Regions from separate parts of the Mus musculus genome. Here all the other regions are linked to region 1. A link is a loop called in an ENCODE intact Hi-C map of the cell type or tissue named here. Cell type or tissue: left cerebral cortex. All regions are shown on one strand. Links, peaks and the distances in the headings refer to the core of each region. The heading gives the core; the rest is flanking DNA. Region 1 overlaps Cd6 (CD6 antigen). Region 2 overlaps Vps37c (vacuolar protein sorting 37C). Region 3 overlaps Cd5 (CD5 antigen).

Region 1 (6,959 bases), core at 1,202-6,201:
CCACACTCACACAAAATAAATAAAAATGTAATTTAAAATGGCAGTTTTCATTTAGGTATGTCTGATGACATTTCCCAAGAGGATTCACTAAGGGAAGGGATCCTGAATGTGGGTGGCATCATCCCATAGGCTGAGAACCTGAGAACCTGCATAGAATAAAACAGGAAAGAAGAGCAAGCCAATGAGAGCAACTGTGTGCTCGCCCTCCCTCCCTCCCTCCCTCCCTCCCTCCCTCCCTCCCTCCCTCCTTCCTCTCCTCCTCCCTGGCCACCATGTGGTAAATGGCTCTGCCCTGCCATGTGCTCCCTGAAGTGATGGATTGACACCCCTAAAGCTGTAAGCCCAAATCAACCTTTCCTCCCTAATTCATTTTTAAATGTATGTGCCTCAGCAACAGAAACCCAGCCAGCACAGCCCTGCTCTGTAAGCTACACATGGGCAGCACCCTGATTCTTTTGGCTGGCCACATTCACTGGGCAGAAAAAGGATGCTAAGAGGATAGAAAAAGATGGAGACCAGTCTTTGCCAGTGAAGAAAGATTATCAGAAAAAGAAAACATTCTCCCACGATGAGTTTTTCCTCTCTCTGCTTGCTTTGCGTTCTTCTAAAATGTCCATATATTCTACATCAAAATAAAAACGAACTCGCCCACTCACTCATACATCTTCCAATAAGTGCCCTAGGCGGCTGCCCACAGCACTGGTAAAATGAGATTTTGTACTGGTTCTCTGGGCAGGCTGCTCACATGACCCTGTAAATAAAGCTAGAGCAAACCATATGCCAGGCTAATAACTAAAGCCAACTCCCTCCTGGGAAGAAACAGCTCATGCGATTCCAAGATCTGGGCATTTTCCCTGAAAATGTCAGTATTCTCTAGAGGGAGGCACTGTAGGGACCGCGAGGCTAAGCAATGGCAGATGGGGTTCTCGGTTGGTTCTTGTTGTTACCTTACTGTGTGGCTCTGTTTTCTCACTGGTATAATGAGTAGGCGACCATTTCGATCTTTCCCATCCCTTGCCTTCTTTGGTAATTAGATTAAAATGAGGGAGATCAACTACTGACCATTACTACGTGTCTTACAGATGTAGCTGCCCTTCATCTGATTTACATGGAAGATGGACTAGATACCTCCCGAGAGCTCCCTTGAATGAGCCCCCTTGTCAGGCCTGTGTCGTTCAGCAAATGGTCTAGGGACCTCGTTACAGCTGAGCAGTGATGAGGGCAAGATTTGAACCTGAGAAACCTAGATCTTGAAGCCACTTTCTGAACCCAAGCATAGACAGGACAGCTTCTTTACGCACTTGGCATCCAGCTGCAAAGGCTGGGCCACTGTCACTGTGTGTGGAGTGCTCACAGCCTAAAGGCCACCATGTACATGGATCTGGGAAGACTATGTTTTATTCCTTTGTTTGGACCTATGTTTAGAAGATTGTCCTGTGACCCCTATGACAGTGGACACACACAACCCCTGGGGTGTGGTTTGTGCAGTTGAGGAATGGAAAGCTTCATTTTACTTAACTTGATGTATCGCTATTTAATTTTAAGTTCAGTAAAACCATTGGAGAACTTTTTAAAAGAATAAATCACCACCACCAATATCATCACCACCATCACCACCATCACCATCATCACCATCATCACCATCATCATCATCATGTGTGAGGTGGGAGCTCTTGCCAGTGCAATGTGTAGAAGTCAGCGGACAACTTCCTAGAATCGATTCTCTTTGCTCCTGTATGTAGACTGTGGATTCTGGAGATCTAATCCATGTTACCAGGCTTGCTCAGCAATTGTCTTTACCTCCTGACCCATCATCTCCCTGGGCTTGGAGAGCTTTTTAAAAATGCTTGGAACAACCTGGGTATAGCAATCGCCCTTTCTTTCTTTCTTTTTCTTTTTCGAGACAGGGTTTCTCTGTATAGCCCTGGCTGTCCTGGAACTCACTTTGTAAACCCAGGCTGGCCTCGAACCGAACCGCCTACCTCTGCCTCCCGAGTGCTGGGATTAAAGAAGTGTGCCACACCTCGGCAGCAATATCGCCCTTTCTTTATTCTTCTTTTTGAGGCAGGATTCTGTTACACAGTATTTACATTGTAGCCCACACTAGCACTCAAACCCACAGCCATTTTCTCTCCTCAGCCTCCTGAGTGCTGGGATTCCAGGTATGTGGTCGTCACCACACCCAATGCAGATTACTTATTTCAAAACATTAATGTCTAAGTTAGATGTGCTTTAAATGTGAAGTCCAAACTGTATTCTAATGACCTAATGAGGGAAATGGGATAGAGAGGAGACTCACTAAGAAACGAAAATATTTTAGGTAATAAAACATTATTAAAATAACTTCATCTGTTTGACCATGAGAAACGCGTCCTGAAGACACCAGGCTGACATCAGTGCTTGTCTGAAGCAACCTGCCGGGCCCCAGAGCCCCTGAAGCCCCACCCCCCCGCCAGCCCTGCGCCGCTCCTCCGGTGCCCGCTCACCTATGTTTTATCTTTGATGTTATATGCATCGGTGTTTTGCTTGCATGTCTGTCTGCCTGGGTGCGGTTATCAGATGTCCTGGAACTGGTTATGGACAATTTTTGAGCTGCCATGTAGGTGCTTGGAATTGAACCCAGGTCTTCTGGAAGAGCAACCAGTGCCGCTAACCACTGAGCCATCTCTAGAGCCCCTGCTTGGTTTTTTGTTTTGTTTTTTGTTTTTTTCTTGATCACTGAAAATTTCTCCGCTCCAGTGACCAGCATCAAGTATCACAGCAAAGCAAAGGTTTCTCATTAGTTTGGAGTTTCAGTATGATTTTACTTTGCTTCACGAGCCTTACATTTTCCATTCATCCATGCAACCTAGGAAGAGGGACCTGGGGATGCAACGAGCAATCTATTACTTGGTTGACAGAGATTCGCGTGCCAGAGACTCAAGGTTTCCAACCCCAAAGAACTTCAACACCTCAGTGTGTGTGTGTGTGTGTGTGTGTGTGTGTGTGTGTGTGAGAGAGAGAGACAGACAGAGACAGAGACAGAGAGACAGAGAGAGAGAGAGCTGAATACACATGTGAGGTGTATGCATACACCTTATTGTGCAGAGGCAAATGAAGGATGCTGGTGTCCTGTTCTATCACTCTCTGCCTTATTCTCACGAGACAGGGTCTTTTGCTGAACCCAGAGCTTGGCTGAAGACCAACAAGCCCTGGGGATCTCCCTGTCTTCCCCCAGTCACTGCAATGCTAGGGTTCCAGGTGTGTGACCACACCTGGCTGTTTACGTGGGTCCCAGGGATTGAACTCGGGTCCTCATGCTTGAGCAGCAGGTCACTTCACCTCTCTAGCCCAAGAACACGGTTCTTCAAAACACTGCTATCACCATGTCCCACAGCAGAAGATCTTCACCTGCTTGGCATCTTTCATGCTTCCCTGAAGTCTAATTTTCCCCTTCCCTCTCTGCCAATGAGTCCAGGGAGATGGAAAGGGCAGTTCAGAACCTCTACCTTAGGGTCTTACAGTTCAACAGGCTTTGGGTGTCCCCTACCCCAACCAAAGGAAGTGAGAATATGTGAGCCAAGTTCTTCTCAGAGCAGAGAAACCAGCCTGTTGCCTGCTTGCCAATGTGGACGATGAGCCCGTTAACATTTGCTGAACTCAGCTTCATGCTGGGAGCTGGGCCGGGTGTGAAGGAGATAAGCGGAAATGGAATGGTATAGAAAGTAGAAGTAGCCGTAGCCTTTCCAGAGCAGCAATTCACCTGTGTCGGCCTCTGCTCTCAGGACATTCTTTTTCCCCGTGATTTAGAAGAGGGACTTGGGGAGAGACAAACAGTCACTTACACCCTCACTGCCAGTTACCAGCTACACGAGCTGTTCAAGTCAGTAAGCCTGGCTAGCTATAACCTAGCACTGGCCACAATACACGGTGCACATGGATTTGCTTTGGAGGATGACATATGTCAAATGTTGAGGACCTGGAACATGGCCGCCACTTATTACCCTTCACCCCGAGGCTCCGATCTCACTTCTCTGGTTCAATCCCAAGTGGATTTGATAGTGCAGAGAATGATTGATTATGTATTCCATTCTTGACACCATGTGATTTTGAAGCCTCTCGACCTTTGGAACAATCCCACTCTCTCCAAGGCCACGTGCTCTCCTCCCCACCTCCCCATCTTTCTCCCCTTAATCATATCAGAGCTGCCTGCCTCTCTTATACAACTTAGCTGCTGGTTTCCCTGACTCTGCAAACATGGCCTCCTCTGTTCCTGAAGAGATGTGGGCTCCGGTTGCCATGGTAACGAGAGTTTCTTTATATGAACCGACTCCCTTCTTGGCCTCCAAACCTGCTCAGCTTGCACCTACTTTGCAGCTACCAGACTGTACGATGAGAAGCTACTTCACAGAGAATAAAGAACACTTGAAATAAAATTCCCAAGGAGCAGGAGGGAGGCTTCGCCTCCAAGAAAGCCCAGCAGCCAGGAACACTGGCTTTTCCTTTGTCTCACACCTTTGCTCTTCCACTGAGGATGGAGATACAGAGTCTGCAGAAAAGTCCAGGTCTCTTCCTAGCATCGCACTCACTGCGAGATCTTAGACAGAGTCTTGGTATCTGGTTGGGGAAAACCATCTGTTCTAGCAGATGTTACAAAACAGATTGGAATTAAACATGACAGGATTCGAAACTTAGCCTTGGAGCTGGAGATGTAGCCATACAAAGCGAGGACATGACCACTCCAAGGTGTGGTTGAGGGGAAAGGTCTTACAGTGGGTATGAGGGAGACTACAGCCAGAGGCATCTGGAAGAGCCCAGAGCAGGGAGAGAAAGTAGTAGACTCTGTACCAGGCCACAAAAGGAGAGACGGGGCAGGGTGTGGGGGAGAATGAGAGAGAAAGAAAAGAGAGAGCAAAACGGAGAGAGGGCCGAGAGAGGACTAGGAGCCAGGAGAGCACATGGCCACTAGAGCAGGGTTATATGAATGAGAAGTCCGTGAGGTGAGAGGGAGAGGCTTTGGTTAGGGGGCAGGGTGAGAAAGCCTAGAGGAGGCAGGATGCCAGCAGGGACTCTGTAACAGGCACTTGCAGGGCTGAGAGAGCCTGGAGGGCAGCTGCACCTCGCTATGCTAATATTACTAGAGTTAGCCATTTGTCTCCAGTTTCTTTTGGACCTGACAGTAGCTCAGTTGGGAGGGTCCTTGCCTGGCATTCATGAGACCCTGGGTTCCATCTCCGCCATCGCACAAATAGATGTGATGGTGCCCATCGGTACCCTTAGCACTCAGCAGGTAGTGGGAAGAGGGTGACAAGCTCAAGGTCATGCCTCAGCTATATCGTGAGTAGAGACCGGCTTAGGGTACGTGAGGCCCTGTCTCAAAAAAACAGCATTTATTTTAACATACTCAGTTTTCCTTTCCAGTGGAGTGACCTCAAGCAATTCTCACATGCTGTTTCCTCGTGGGTATAAAAATGTCACAGGACTAATGCATGACCACAAGAAGAACCCATTCAAGGTACTGACTCTGTGAGTGCCCAATATAGATACATATGTGCGGATATGTCTGGTGGGTGGGGAAGGCAGATTGTACCCTAAATATACAGAATGTCCCTATATTTATCATAGAAATAGCACAGAAAAGGGCTGGTAATGAGTCCTTGATAAAACTCAAGATGTGGGAAATCATACCTTCATGTGTGTATCCTAGGGGGAAAAACCCTATGGGGTGTTTCCATGCTGATATATTCAAGGAATGTTCACTGTTAACAGAAGAAAGTGAGAAGCAATGTAACAGTCTCCCTGTTGTGTTTAGTTGTAGTGTGTTCATTGGTACATCTCAGAACACAGGGTTAAAGTTTAGAACAGTGTGTCCCATCACACGTCATACATATTGTCTATACCCTGTGCACTTTTTAAAAAAATAAATGTGAACCTGTTACTCAGGTTTTTTGTTATGTTGTTGTTGTTTGTTTGTTTTGTTTTTGAAGATTTATTTATTCTATGTATATCTTCAGACACACCAAAAGAGGACATCGGATCTCATTACAGATGGTTGTGAGCCATCATGTGGTTGCTGGGATTTGAACTCAGGACCTCTGGAAGAGCAGTCAGTGTTCTTAACCACTGAGCCATCTAGTTTTGGTTTCTTTGAAAAACACAGGACTATTATAAGAATATGTTTTCATTTTACTCCCAGGGGTGGCGCATGGGGCTGCTTCAGACTGTCTGCAATTTGTTTCGTGCTCTATCGGAGGCCTGATTTTGCCAGCTGTAGATAGTTTCTGTGATTGTGTGATGTTTGGAATTTTAGGGACTTTTCAGAGGTTAATAAATGCTAGGGCCCTGAGAGGCGGAGTGGATCGTTGGTTGGTTGGTTGTTGGTTTTTCTTGTTGGTTGTGGTTTGTTAAGTAGTCGTGTGCAAAGAAGAAACAATAAGAAGAAATTAGATATCCTGACAGCAAAGATCAAACTTGCCCCAAGGAACTCTATGCCCCTTATCTGCAGGAAGTAGTCTAACTATAATGTCACCTCCTTTCCGACCCTTGACTTTATTCAGGGATCTCTTTCCTTACCTCTCTGTCCTTTTTTCTTTCTTATCTAGTGTTAGGAGGTTGAAAGGGTGGAAGAAAAGAGGGTAGTGAAGGGTAGAAGAGAGAAGAACCCACAAAGTAGCCAAGACAGATACACACTCGTGACTTTATCTGATCACACAAGCTAAGCAGGGTGGGGCCTGCTTAGTACTTAGGTGGGAGAATACCATCTATACACAGCTCAGCTCACATTTTGACACTGCCCTCTGTACATTGATGAATTTTTGTGTAATAAAAATAGAAAAACATGGAAGAAAAGATGCATATACCATGCTGGTACTGGAGGGTGGACGCCCTAGGAGGAATGCTTTTGATAATATCTGCTACTTTCATTCTAATTGATAGTTTTCTTATAAGATCTGAGCAAATATGGCAAAATGAAAACTGCT
Region 2 (5,000 bases), core at 1-5,000, 100 kb before region 1:
ATCAGAAGATGCTGGACTCCCTGGAACTAGAGTTACTACTGTGAGCTGCCATGTGGGTGCTAGGAATTGAACCCTGGTCCTCTATAAGTGCAATCAATACTTTTAACTGCTAAGCCATATCTCCAGCCTCACTCAGGTCTTTTAAATTTTTATTACATTTATTTAGTGTGTTTGTGTGTAGTGTATATGTGTATAGTGTGTATGTGTGTGTCTGTCTATGTGTGTGTCTGTGTCTGTGTGTGCCAGGTATAACTTGCAAGAAACGATTCTTTCTTTCTACCATAGGGCCCCAGAGATTGAACTCATGTTGTCAGCTTGTTGGCAAGGGCCTTTACCCACTGAGCCATCCCACCCACCCTGACAAATGCTTGTCAAGGATTCATGCTTAGCAGGAGCTTGAGCCAGGATTCACCTGGTGCTGTGAATTTTACCTTGGCTTTTACTAGGGCAGCCCTGAGGTTTCAAGCCAGGGCCTGGGTCCTCTAGGAGCCCTGGGAATGATAGGGAGTGCTGGGTCCACCTTGGACTAGGACAGCCAGGGACCCAACTGGCCCAGGAGTCTTCATAGCGTTCCAGCGTGGGCCTAGAGACAGCTCCCTCATGCACTAGGGAGAGGGGGGGCATCTTCCCCCACAGTGATATGCTCACTCATGTTTCATAGTGTTCTCCACTGCAGCCAGCACCCCACCTCTCAGCTTCCAATCACAGGGCCCTTACCACCCTGCTATCTTTACAGAGCTTGACTCGGCCCTCACTGTCATTATTTCCTGTGACCTTCCTGTGAGCTGGAGGTCAGGTGACTCGATGTGGCCACTCAGCTAGAAATACCCATAGGTACCCCCAGAGCAGCTGCAGCTGGTCCTTGGCCTGGAAGCATCTGTTTGAGGGAGGGGCGGGAGCACAGTAGGCTCCTCTGATGGTCACTCACGTGTGCCCTTTTTCCTGATGAGCAGACGTGACGTGTGCTCTGTGAATTCACTGTGTTAAAGAACAGGCAGTTGTCCAGTTAGCATCCCGGTCAGCCTCCCTGGACCCTTACCCCTGCTTCATGGGTGCACATGGTCCTGTATCCACCTCTGCTGTGCTTTCTGCTGCCACCTGCTCCCCCACCTGCTCCCCAGCCCTGCTCAGGCGTCTCTGCTGGATTGGAGATGACCCAGGGTTGGGTTGGAAAGGCCTCCTCACGGCAGGGAGTAGGAGAGGTCTTTGTGTGACTCACCTTGCAGCCCTGAGGTTGGATGGCCTGGTTTCAGCAGCATAGGAGCAAAGTCACGCACAGCTGAGTGTCCCTTACCACAGGTTCCTGGGGTGTAAGCTTTGCAGATTTCCTACGTCTTGGCCCTTGAAATGTTTTGCATAGATTTACTAGTTAGATATCCACAATATAAAAAAACCCACAAATTCCAAGACATTCTGAAATCCAGAATTCCCTGAGTGTCACGTAGGCTTTTTGAAATCTAGAACAAGAGTGTCACTGATAGCTGTCTCTGCATCTTAGATTTTGTGTTGCTGGATGTTTGCCATTGAACTCCAAGGGTCTCCTCTTTTTATTGTGTCCTATCTCTGTGCACACACATATCTGTGCATGAATGCCACATCACAAGTGTGGAGGTCAAAGGACAGCTTTCAGGAGTTGGTTCTCTCCTACCATTTGGAGCCAAGGGTTCAAACTCAGGTCAGTCAGGCTTAGCAGCAAGCATCTTTGCTTACTGAGCCATCTTTTTAGCCCTAAGTATTTCTTCAGCCAACAGTGAGCAACAGGATGGTAAGGGGTTCCTAGTCTTGTCCCTGAAGGGAGTGGAGCTCAGCAAAAGCAAGCCCAGCTCTTGGGAGTTCATTGCTTCCAAGCTGAGCAAGCCTTCAGCCCTATGGAAAAGCACAACCTCCCGGAGATGTAAGGGATGCAGCTTCCTGGCCAAGGGCAGATTGAACCTTCTCTGTAGCCATGTTTGAGCAAATGAGTTGAATTCTCTGAGGGGAAAAAATACTCACTGTGGGACAGACAGAAACAAAGTAAGGCAAGCTACTTACTCTCTCAGAAAGCCTTTAGCTGTCTGTCTGTCTATCTGTCTGTCTGTCATAGCTGTAAGGCAGTAATTGTGTCATGTGGGGCTGGCAGAAGAGAAAGGTGGTGGGAGTGTTCATCTCTGTAGAGAGGGAGCTGTGCAGCTCTCCTGGCCTCATAGGGTGTTAGTAAGAGATGGGCTCCAGGGTAGGGAGAGGGTGGCACAGCACAGATGTAGTGCTTCAGACCCAGGGAAAAGCCGTGGACAGGTAAGGATGCCAAGGGTGTGGCCAGGAAGGGCAGGCCCTACACTCAGAGGTGGCCACACAAGTGTCCCTGGCGTTTTCTTTCCTTTTCTTTTTTAACACTGTATTTTTTGTTATATGTATAGGCATGTCTGGTGTGGGTTTGTGCATGTTTGGTGCAGTGCCTTTGGAGGCCAGAGAGTCTGTTAGATCCCCTGGAGCTGAAGTGGCAGATGGTGTGAGCCACTTGACGTGGGTCCTGGGAACTGAACTCGGATTCTTTAGATGAGCAGTATGCGTTCTTAATTGTTGAGCCGTCCTCCAGCCACCTTGGCTAACAGTCACACATAGCAGTTTCTCTGCTCCTGTGCCAGTGAGCTTGTCCAGGGGCTCAATGGCGTTTCTGGCTGGACAGCAGGCAGTCCAGGTAAAGGGGTTCTAACCCTGAGCCCGGACTCCCTTGTCTGTGCAGGAGGTAACTGGCAGCACTCCTCTTTCCAATAGGCTGCAGCCTGCTGTAACTACAGGGCTCGAGGCCCTGAGCAGGGGTCAGAGCAGGGTGGCTCTTCTGGAAACCCCTTGTCCAGGATGCCCCCTGGCTTCCTGGGGCTGTTCTAGTGGGAGCCCATCTGGCCTGGTGTGCCACATGCTGGCCAAGGTGGAAGGAGAAGCTCTGTGTTGTTGATCCCTTCGGTCCCCGTGGAAGCTGGCCCTGACCTGTTCCCTAACTTCTGTGGCCAGTGCTGAGCCCCCTCTGCTGGTGCCATGTGGTACTGCGATGCGATGGTGGCCCTGTCTCCAGCTCTCCTTTCGGTGAAGCAGATGGTAGCCCGCTGGGCAAGGTTCCAAGGCTGCTTCTGCCTGACTGGCAGTTAACAAGGGGCCTGCATGAGGGCTCCATTTTGCTGGCTAGGGAAGCATTTTCAGCAGGCAGCATTGAGGGACTATCTATAGCTCTGTGGGCTGTTTGACCTGGGAGGCGGGGATATCTGTCCTGCTCAGTGGCTTGGGCTACAGGGCCTCCCTCCCTAATACCTTTGGGACCTCAGATATTTCTAGCTTCTGGTCTGGCCTGGGTCACCTTCATTCTCCCTAGCAGCCTCTCATGTGTATGCATGCATGGTGTGTGTGTCCATGTGTCTTTTTCACTTGGGGCTAATGGTGGGGACTCTGGGTTTCATCCCTCCCACTGGAGTGGTCTCCTTCAGCTGTGGCCTGCACAGCACAGAACCACTTGCAGGTACTTGTCTATTGGGAAGCCGTGGTTAGGTGGTTAGCCTTGCTGCCTGTTTCCCATGTGTCATTCTCACAGGCTCTCCGGATCAGGATGTGGTGAGGTACCTGGGTCACAATGCCTGCATAGCCTTTAAACCCAGGCTTCTGTGACTGGTTGAGGGCTGAGCGCCAAGCTGAGCAGTGAGTCCAGGAGCACCCCCTGCTGGAGGCTGACCAGTTACAGTTAAGCTCATTGTCAGTTGTCCTGCTTTCCTTAGGTTCAGGACCTGCAGTTAGAACGAGAGATGGCACTGGCCACGAACCGGAGCCTGGCAGAGCAGAACCTGGAGTTCCAAGGTCCCCTGGAAATCAGCCGCTCTAACCTCTCAGACAAATACCAGGAGCTGCGGAAGCTTGTGGAGCGGTGCCAGGAGCAGAAAGCCAAGCTGGGTAGGGACAGCCGACCACAGACAAGCACTCTGGCCATCTCCCCTGCTGATTGATACTTCTGTTCAAAGGAGGACGAGGGAGGCAGCTGGAATACTAAGGATGCTTAGATACCCAGAATCGGAGAGGGCCAGCAGCCATTGTAGCCACTGTGCTTTGCATGTTTTTACATGATAATAAGCAAATAAGCAAAAGTGTAGGTACTGTAGTTAGTCTAAATGTTTGAGTATTTATATTTATTGTATACCCTGGTGATAATTTTCATAGTATTAAAAATGTCCTGAACTTACTATTTTTATAGATGAGGAAAACAAGGCTGGAGCCGGCCGAGGGCTTGCCTGAGGTCATCCCACCAGAGTGAGATGGAGTTGGGATTTGCAAGCATAGCCTTTAAGAGCTGAGCATCTCTCTAGCCCTGGAATGGGATTTGAATCTAGGCAGTCAGTATGTTTCACTGCCTCTGCCAACTTAGCCCCGAGCCTTGCAGAGCTGACCTAGGCCCTGTGAGGTAGGAAGGCTTCCTGGATGGCTGTGCCCTTGGCAGCTGCTTGGCCAAGACCTGAGCTTGTCCCTCAGCTCCTCTTCACCAAGATGGTGAACGCCTACATGAACCAAAAGGACCCCACAGAACCAGCTGCAGGGACTCTCTCTCCACTGGGGCCTGTTGTGGCTGAGTCCTGAGTGCTCACAGAACCAGCAGCAGGGACTCTATCTATAGTGGCTAGGCCCAAGCACACAAAGGGCATGTCACATGTCTTCCCTGAAATCAGGGTCCTCAGCTTTAATTAAAGCAGTGCTTTTGAAATGTCGACCTCTCTGCCCTTCCTTCCAGAGAAATTTTCCTCGGCACTGCAGCCTGGGACCTTGTTGGACCTTCTGCAGATCGAAGGCATGAAGATCGAGGAGGAGTCTGAGGTGAGGTGGGGAGTGGCATCCTAATCCCTTGAACGGTGGTGGGCCTCGGAGTCAGGTCTCAGGTGAGACCAAGAACCATAGAGCAGAAGGGTTTGGAGTGCGGCTTGAGTAGATGGCACTGGGGTGCTGGTAGACACACTGATGGCAGGACAGGATAGGAACACGTTCTAAGG
Region 3 (6,959 bases), core at 1,187-6,186, 86 kb before region 1:
TATCTCTGGCTGGCCTGGAACTAGCTATGTGGACTAGATTCACCTTAAACTTATGACTCTTCCTAGGTGTTGGGATGGCAGACTGGTTCACTCCCCCCCACCCCTGTTATGTGAAGAATATTCTAGGGGCCTCTGTCCATTATGGACAGTGGAGGTGCTGGTTCCCTGGGTGTCAAGCACCAGGCAGGGGTGGGCTCACCTTTTACAGTCTCTGAGCCACTTGCAGGTCATAGTCACTGTCAGAGGAGTTGTCAGGTTGTGTAGAAGATCGGTGTAGGGCTCCTTCCAGAGCTAGAGAGAAAGGATTACCTATTAAAGAGGTCCTGGAGGCTGCACAAAACCCCAGGAGATGAGTGGGTAGCAAGATCACAGAGGTTTTCTGAGATGGTGACAGGCCTGTATCAGTTTTGATCAGACTGGCCAAGTGTTCACTAATGATGCTGAACTTCAGGCCCCCTGGGACTTAATTGTGAGTGCCTGTGAGGAGCCAAGTATTGGAGGCTCCTGTGGACCACTTAATGGCTCCGTCCTGGCTCAGAGAGATCTGAGGGGCTCATTTATCTTCTAGCCCCTCAGGGCCCGCAGGCAAACAGGCCCATTAGGTCACAGCAAGGCTGGGGTTAATGGCATCCATCCAACTGCATTCTTCTCTCTAGATGAGGGTTTCAAGGTCTCCAAAGGGACAGCAGAGACCTGTGAAGGCTGCATCCCTGCCACCACCCTGCTGGGACCAGCTGTCAAGTAGGCAGTCTCATCCTCCACCCCCTGGAGCCTCCCTTTCCCTCTTTGGAAAAGCACAAAAACTTCAAGGTCAGCACTTCCACACCGCATGTGCCCTCTCTCCCACCAGGCCGGCTGCCCAACAGCCCCCCCCCCCCTCACCTGGATAAGCAGACAGGTGAGAGTTCCTGGGAGGCTGGCTGTATTCATTGTCCACATGAGAGGCTGTTGGGTTCTCAACTTGGGACCGCACAGTTGCTGTGTGGCTTCGATGGAAAGACACTGAGCAGACACAGGAGGCCGGTGACATTGTCAGAATCAGCGTGCTGTCCTTCCCAAGCAAGGTCCCATTGCTTAGCTTCCTGTTCCCATTAGGTCATGGGAAAGGGGTGGTACGCTTCCCCTTCCTTTCTCTCCGGGGGCAGGGCAGGGGGGATTCGGGGGGCCCAGAGTCAGCCGCAGGCTCGCACAGCAATCTGATTAGCCAGGGAGGGAGGCCTCCAGGTGCCCCTCAGCTGTCAGGCTTTTACCTAGCAGGCAGCTGGAGCACTGGTGCTAGGGAGATTGTCCTACTCATCAGGGGCTGAGGCCTTTTGTAGTCTTTAAAACCGAATAAAACTGAGAACCTCCTAGAAAGATTTGGGCCTGCACATGGAAAGGGGAGGGGAACCAAGTGCGTGCTCCCCCCCATTAGGGTAGCTCTGACTGTGCCCAGGGGAGTGAAGGCTAGGGAGGGGGAGGGTGGCAGGGTCAGTGGATTCTAAAACACCCTCTGAAGCTGTTCGGTGCTAAAACTAGCTTGGCCAGTCCTTTGTCATGCCTTCCTACTTTGAAGAGGAGCCACAAAAAAGGCTCTGGTAAGTCCTGAACTAGACAACTGTGCGTGGCTTTGCTTAGCACTGTTTGACCATGGAAGGAAGGGATGGGGGGGAGGGGGGCGGGAGAATCTCTGCTTAAGTTGGCCACAAGGCAAGAGACTGCGGTGTCTGAGGCTCAAGAGGCCAATTACACAGAACCACTTACCCCTAAAAGAAGCCTCACTCGTCTTTGGTGTGGGGACATACATTGACCTCAGTCACACCTTAGTGAAATGTGGTGGAGACCAGAGGCCACTAGCAGCTGCTGGGTTGCTGGCTCAGCAGACACCTTGACTCTGCTCTGTTGGCCTGAGTCCTGGGGCTGAGGGACACCCGCTCCTGGGAACACTTACTGTTCTGGTTCACTCCTGTGGGGCCAATCCACTGACGCTGCTTTTTCTGACGAACTGGGCAACAGACAGGAAGCTCATGAGGCCAGATGGTAGTGAAGGGGTGTGGGGGGCTGGGGGAGGGAAGACGCAGATGCCCTGGAGGCAGGACTGATGGGGTCTACCACTCCAGGCCTTCCACCTCATTTCCTAACTGACTAGGGAAAGAGATTGAAGCCATTGGGTCCCCATAAAAATGACCAAGGGTTTATTTAGAACCAGAATGGATAACCTCAGAGGGCACTGGGGACCCAACACTACTGCCTCTGTTTTTCTTTATCTTCCTTCCTTGCCTCTGGGTAATTTCTCTAAATTTTGCAAGGCCAGGAGGTAAGCCTTATTCATAAGGTATGCCGCTTTCAGTAAACAGGGAGACTGAGGCTCTGGTGGAGGCAGCAGCACACTCAGTGGTCATTGGTAGCTGTGGAGCTGGTCTTGGCCTACATCTTGTGACATCAGAGGCTGTGCTAATGTCATGTGGCCATGGCTTTCATCAACTGCAGTTGGTTTTTGCCAAGTCCAGACAAGGGCAAATCAGAAGGTACAATCTATCCTGACTTTCTAATACTTTAGACAGGAAAAGGCTAGTGGGCAGCAGGGGATAGGCATGGGTGGTGAGGGAGGAAGGCTTGGGGTTTGGTACCTACATTTCTTCACCAGCTTCTTGTAGACCAGAGGACCACACATGGCCAGCAGCACCACCAGGAGTACAAGGGTCAGGATGATGCTTGCCACAGTGCCTGGGGCCAGGCCCGCTGGGTTTGGGTCTTGGCCTGGATAGGGGGGAGTCTTAAATCAGATCCAGCCCTGGGGAGCAACTCAGAGGGAGTGACTGCTTCAATTGCCCTAGTACCTTGGCACTTCCTATCAACCCACCAGTGTGTTCAAAGCAGAGCTGTCTATTTGGCTGACTCTCTAGCCATCTCTAGGAGTCTTTGCTATCTATTCAGTCGTCTACAGTTTATCACCTTCAGTGACCATCCAACTACCATTTGCCACTCTTGTTATCAGCTGTTAACTTTTTATCTTCATACTTAGATTAATCAGCCTTCCATTACCTACCATCAGGAAGATGACCATACATGACCACATATCAAGAACCAGCCAGTCATCCATTAGTTCAACCACCTATCTGTCATCTATTCATCCATCTATTCATCCCTCCTTCCCTTCAGTCATGTATCTATTACCCATCTATCTGCTTATGTATCTACCATTAATCTATCCATTCATCTACTGTCCCATTGATTCATCTGTTTATACAGACATCCATCCATCCATCCATCCATCCATCCATCCATCCACTGTTTATCCATCTGTTTATACAACCATTGTATATTCACCCATCTATCCATCCACCCATCTACCTCCATTCCATGTCCCTATCCATCCACCCTCCATTCATGTCACCCATCCATGTACCAATTTCTCTTAGATATTATTCAGTTACCATTCAAATATTAAGTATGTTTCACCCACCCCTCCCTAATTTTCTAGCTTGCATCTCGGGAAAGCAGGAGATAGAAGGGAAGGGAGAGTCCTGGCATGTCTCAGTAGCTTGACAGAGGTCCACGTGAGCCTTGCCTGCTCTACTCATCATTGCTGATTTTTGCTCCCAGAATCCCATTTACTCTCCTTTTCCCAGAAGCCTTTTCTGCCTTCCAGATCTGCTCTTTAGAGCTATGTTCACTGACTAGGTTCCAGAGGAAAAGTCTTTCACTGCCCTCTGCAGTCAACTCACATGTGACGAATACCCTCTTGTTGCAGTGTTTTTTTTTCTGGAGATGGTAACACTGAGACAGCTTCTCCTGGGCACAGAGGAACCCGGGGGAGGTTTTGTCAGCATCCACCGTGTGGAAGGAGATGAGGTCGCCACACTGCTGCTCCCGACATAGCTCTTCCCACCGTCCCCGGCCCCTGGCTGCAGAACTGTCACACAGGGCCTCCCACTGTGATCTCTGGCGCACTTCAGCGATGCCCTCACACACACTGCTGCCCCCGACCAGGCGGCTCTGAACCTTGGGCTGGAAATCTGCAGAAAGGAAGGGCTGGTGAGGTGGGGGCTTGGCAATGTCGAGCACGGCACATCCTCTCTAGCACTTCTCCGACCAAGCTCTGTCTTGTCCCTGGGGCCTCTGGGTGGCTGGTGGCAGCTATTTCAAGAAAACAGTGGCAAAGGAGCTTGGCAGCTATCTCAAGACAACAGTGGCAAAGGAGCAGGCAGCGTGGCCATGCCATGCCTTTTTACTCTCTTGCTTAGGATGAGGGAGGGCTTTTTAGAAGAGGAAACTAAGGCCTGGGGACTGGAAAGAGCTGGTGTGCTTCACTGGTGGGACAGAACCCAGGAATTCCGCCGCCCCAGCCCCTAACCCTGTGGATTATAGGCTTTTGGCCATGATGCCAGGTATCTAGAGAGGAATTCAGTCTGCTAATCAGGGTGGGGCTTGGGAATCTGAGGCAGAAGCTACTATGCTTGGTTGAAAGTCAATAGTGAGCTTACCAGCTTTGGCTAGTTTCCATGGCAACACCCACCTTCAAAGCCCCGGTGACTCTTCTATTTAGAAGAAACTTCAAAGCAAGACCCCAGGCATGGCTTTGCAGGTTGTAGCCTGCATGAGAGCTTGAGGAGTGGGTGGGGCTGGAGGCAGCCGAGAGCCTCTCATCTGGCCCAGAGAACCTTGGGACTTCTACTGCCTGGAAGACCAATTTTTATCAGGTCTCCAGTGGAGTAGGCTGCCCTGCTCGTGGACCTTATACTTCTGAGCCATTCATTCTATATTTGCGTAGGAATTCTGGGGACCTGCTGAGAGTGGCTCTCCTTAGGGGTGTGGGGAGGGGTGAAACTGTTTCAGGTGACACTAATACTACCTGTCTTGGACCACACCTTGAGCAGTCCAGTTTTGGAAAATAGGCTCTGGATTGACACTGCTTGAGGGCAGATCTCACCTAGTGCTCTGTGGTACTGGGAGGAAGTGAAGCTTCTTTGAGCCCTGGCTTCCCCATTAAAGAGGGTAATACTAGTTCCCACCCCCAAGGTGGGGGATGAAAACTGAAGGATGCCCAGCATGCAGTAGTCTATTGGCAACAGAACCTGGAATGCATCAGGGGCACCTCCAGCAACTTGGACCCACTCCTTCCCAGGCTTGGTGGTTATTCTGCCTTGCCTTGAACTGTGGTTTCTTCAGTCTGGGCCCCCATACGGTCCCATGTGTTTAGCGTTCCCTCTGTCTCCATTTCAAGTGCACCGGCACTGCTGGCCTCTTGTAGCTCACAACCCAGACAAAGCAGCCTTTTAGGGGCTGCCTCTAGAGCTTTGCTCTGAGCCAGGCCTTAGGGATTTCTCAAATCTTACCATCCCCTTAGCCTCCTTTCTGAAGATTCAGAAAGTCCCCATTGGCAAAGGCCACCCCTCCAAGTGCCCTCAGCCTTTCCTCAGGCCTCACTTTCCCTTTAGCGTCTTCCTGCTGGGATCCCAGCTGACTCTGTTTTTCCAGATGGTAGCTCCGTTGGGCTAGGCAGGAGTTGCTCTGTTGCCTGAGTCACCACCTCATCTAACTTGTTCTATTGTTTAGAGGCCATCGCTCCAGGCCTCCACTCCTCTTTCACCTCCATCAGGCTTCTCATAAAGCTTGAATGTCAGATCAGGGGATCCCATGTCCTTACTCAAAGGCAACAGATAGCCTGATGAAGCGTGGTCAGAGTCCAGCTTACCAGAGCAGATGACGGTGAGCGCCTGGCCGCCCTCCTGGGCCGTTGTTTTCTGGAAGCACTGCTGTAGTGAGACACAGCTCCCGTTCGGGGCCTCCCATCGAATTGGCAAGGGCCTGGGGTCCCTCAGCTCTGCAGGAGCTGGTGTCCCTGCTGCCTCTGTCCCGGACAGATGTGTCAAGAAAGAGCCACACTGCAGAGACTTACAGATGAGGTTCCCCAGGCCCAGGGGCCTGTCCTTGGCCTTGTAGAGGATGGTGCCACCCCAGCTGCCATTGTAGAATTCCACCACACCTGTGCACCTCAGGCCTTCGTGTCCTGGCACCAGCTGCAATCTGGGAGGAGCTGGAGAGAGAAAGGCATGGCTGAGTGTGATACCTTTCAGAATGCCTTGTTGCTGAACCCCAACAGATGACTGCTTGAGAGGTGAGGGTCCCAGACATTACATAGGACACACCTGAACCTTTTCACTGAAATTCAGATGTAACTGGGCCTCTTAGTTTTTATTTGTTTTGGTGATTCAATGAATCTAATTTGGGCTATTTACAGGAACATGGGCACCTTACCAATGACTACAGCATTGAACAAAATGTCTCTCTGCCCCCACAACCATGAACTGTTTATATTTTCTCAAGGAGGGGTAAGATCTCATGAGTCTTCCTCCCTTGGTTAAAGAATACTGACGGGCCTCATCTGCACAGATAACTGCAGATCCTGAGAGTTCAAGAGCGCAGAGGCTTTGTCATTCCTGGTCCTTGGGCTTTATTGTCTGCACCAGTCCATCCTCTGCCTTTCCCACAAGGCCCGAGCACCCTCTTACCTGTGGGCTCCGGCACGGTGGTGGGTGGGGTGGTTGTGGGTGGAGGTGTCGTTCTCTGGGGCTCTGCAGTGAAACACACAGACAAGGGTGGGAAGTGGGGAGCAAAGGGAAGGAGGAGGGGAGCTGGTGGCAGTGTGAAGACACAGGGCTCATGACCTTAATGTCCCTTGTCAGTAAGCTGACTTGACCTCCATTCCCATTCTGCTTCTCAACTCCCTAGGAGGTGGCAGTGCCACACATCATAGACAGGAAAATGGAGGCTCAAAGAACAGCAAAGTTGGCATTTGGCAGAACCAGGTCTTCAATCTTGGCAGATGGATGGAGCCAAGATTGAAATAAGCCTTTGGCTTATTCCTGCCAGCCAGTTCTCTTACCTGTCTGTGGTCAGGGCTCTGTAACTGTGAAGCCCCTTTCTACCCACTTACCCTCCCAGGTCTCAGCCCAGTGTGTCACACATTATCACCC

Evidence for each region. Peaks named below come from ENCODE experiments on the same cell type or tissue, not always from the same donor. Only the 100,000 strongest peaks of a DNase experiment are listed, where the experiment ranks them.
Region 2: a loop joins it to region 1, with 2.0 times the contacts of the local background. A loop is called at or near these places in 9 of 42 quality-filtered maps.
Region 3: a loop joins it to region 1, with 1.9 times the contacts of the local background. A loop is called at or near these places in 14 of 42 quality-filtered maps.

What each region holds. Positions count from the first base shown.
Region 1 is chr19:10,805,277-10,812,235 of GRCm38, forward strand. The region is part of intron 1 of Cd6 (CD6 antigen); the gene reads right to left. Among named protein-coding and RNA genes, the nearest start is that of Cd6, 21 kb to the right of the region's middle. In left cerebral cortex, for the core only: no CTCF peak of the experiment used is centred there; DNase peaks (open chromatin) are centred at 3,798, 4,425, 4,919 and 5,510; H3K27ac peaks cover 3,660 bases.
Region 2 is chr19:10,706,527-10,711,526 of GRCm38, forward strand. It overlaps Vps37c (vacuolar protein sorting 37C), which reads left to right. Exons shown (of 5, transcript NM_181403.3): 3 at 3,744-3,915; 4 at 4,745-4,827. Among named protein-coding and RNA genes, the nearest start is that of Vps37c, 20 kb to the left of the region's middle. In left cerebral cortex, for the core only: CTCF peaks have their summits at 3,014 (motif pointing left) and 3,673 (motif pointing left); DNase peaks (open chromatin) are centred at 3,052 and 3,684; H3K27ac peaks cover 2,128 bases.
Region 3 is chr19:10,719,336-10,726,294 of GRCm38, forward strand. Cd5 (CD5 antigen) reads right to left here. Exons shown (of 11, transcript NM_007650.3): 4 at 6,495-6,557; 5 at 5,678-6,019; 6 at 3,708-3,998; 7 at 2,614-2,739; 8 at 1,931-1,984; 9 at 883-1,002; 10 at 200-291. The coding sequence ends at 203. Among named protein-coding and RNA genes, the nearest start is that of Cd5, 16 kb to the right of the region's middle. In left cerebral cortex, for the core only: no CTCF peak of the experiment used is centred there; a DNase peak (open chromatin) is centred at 3,741.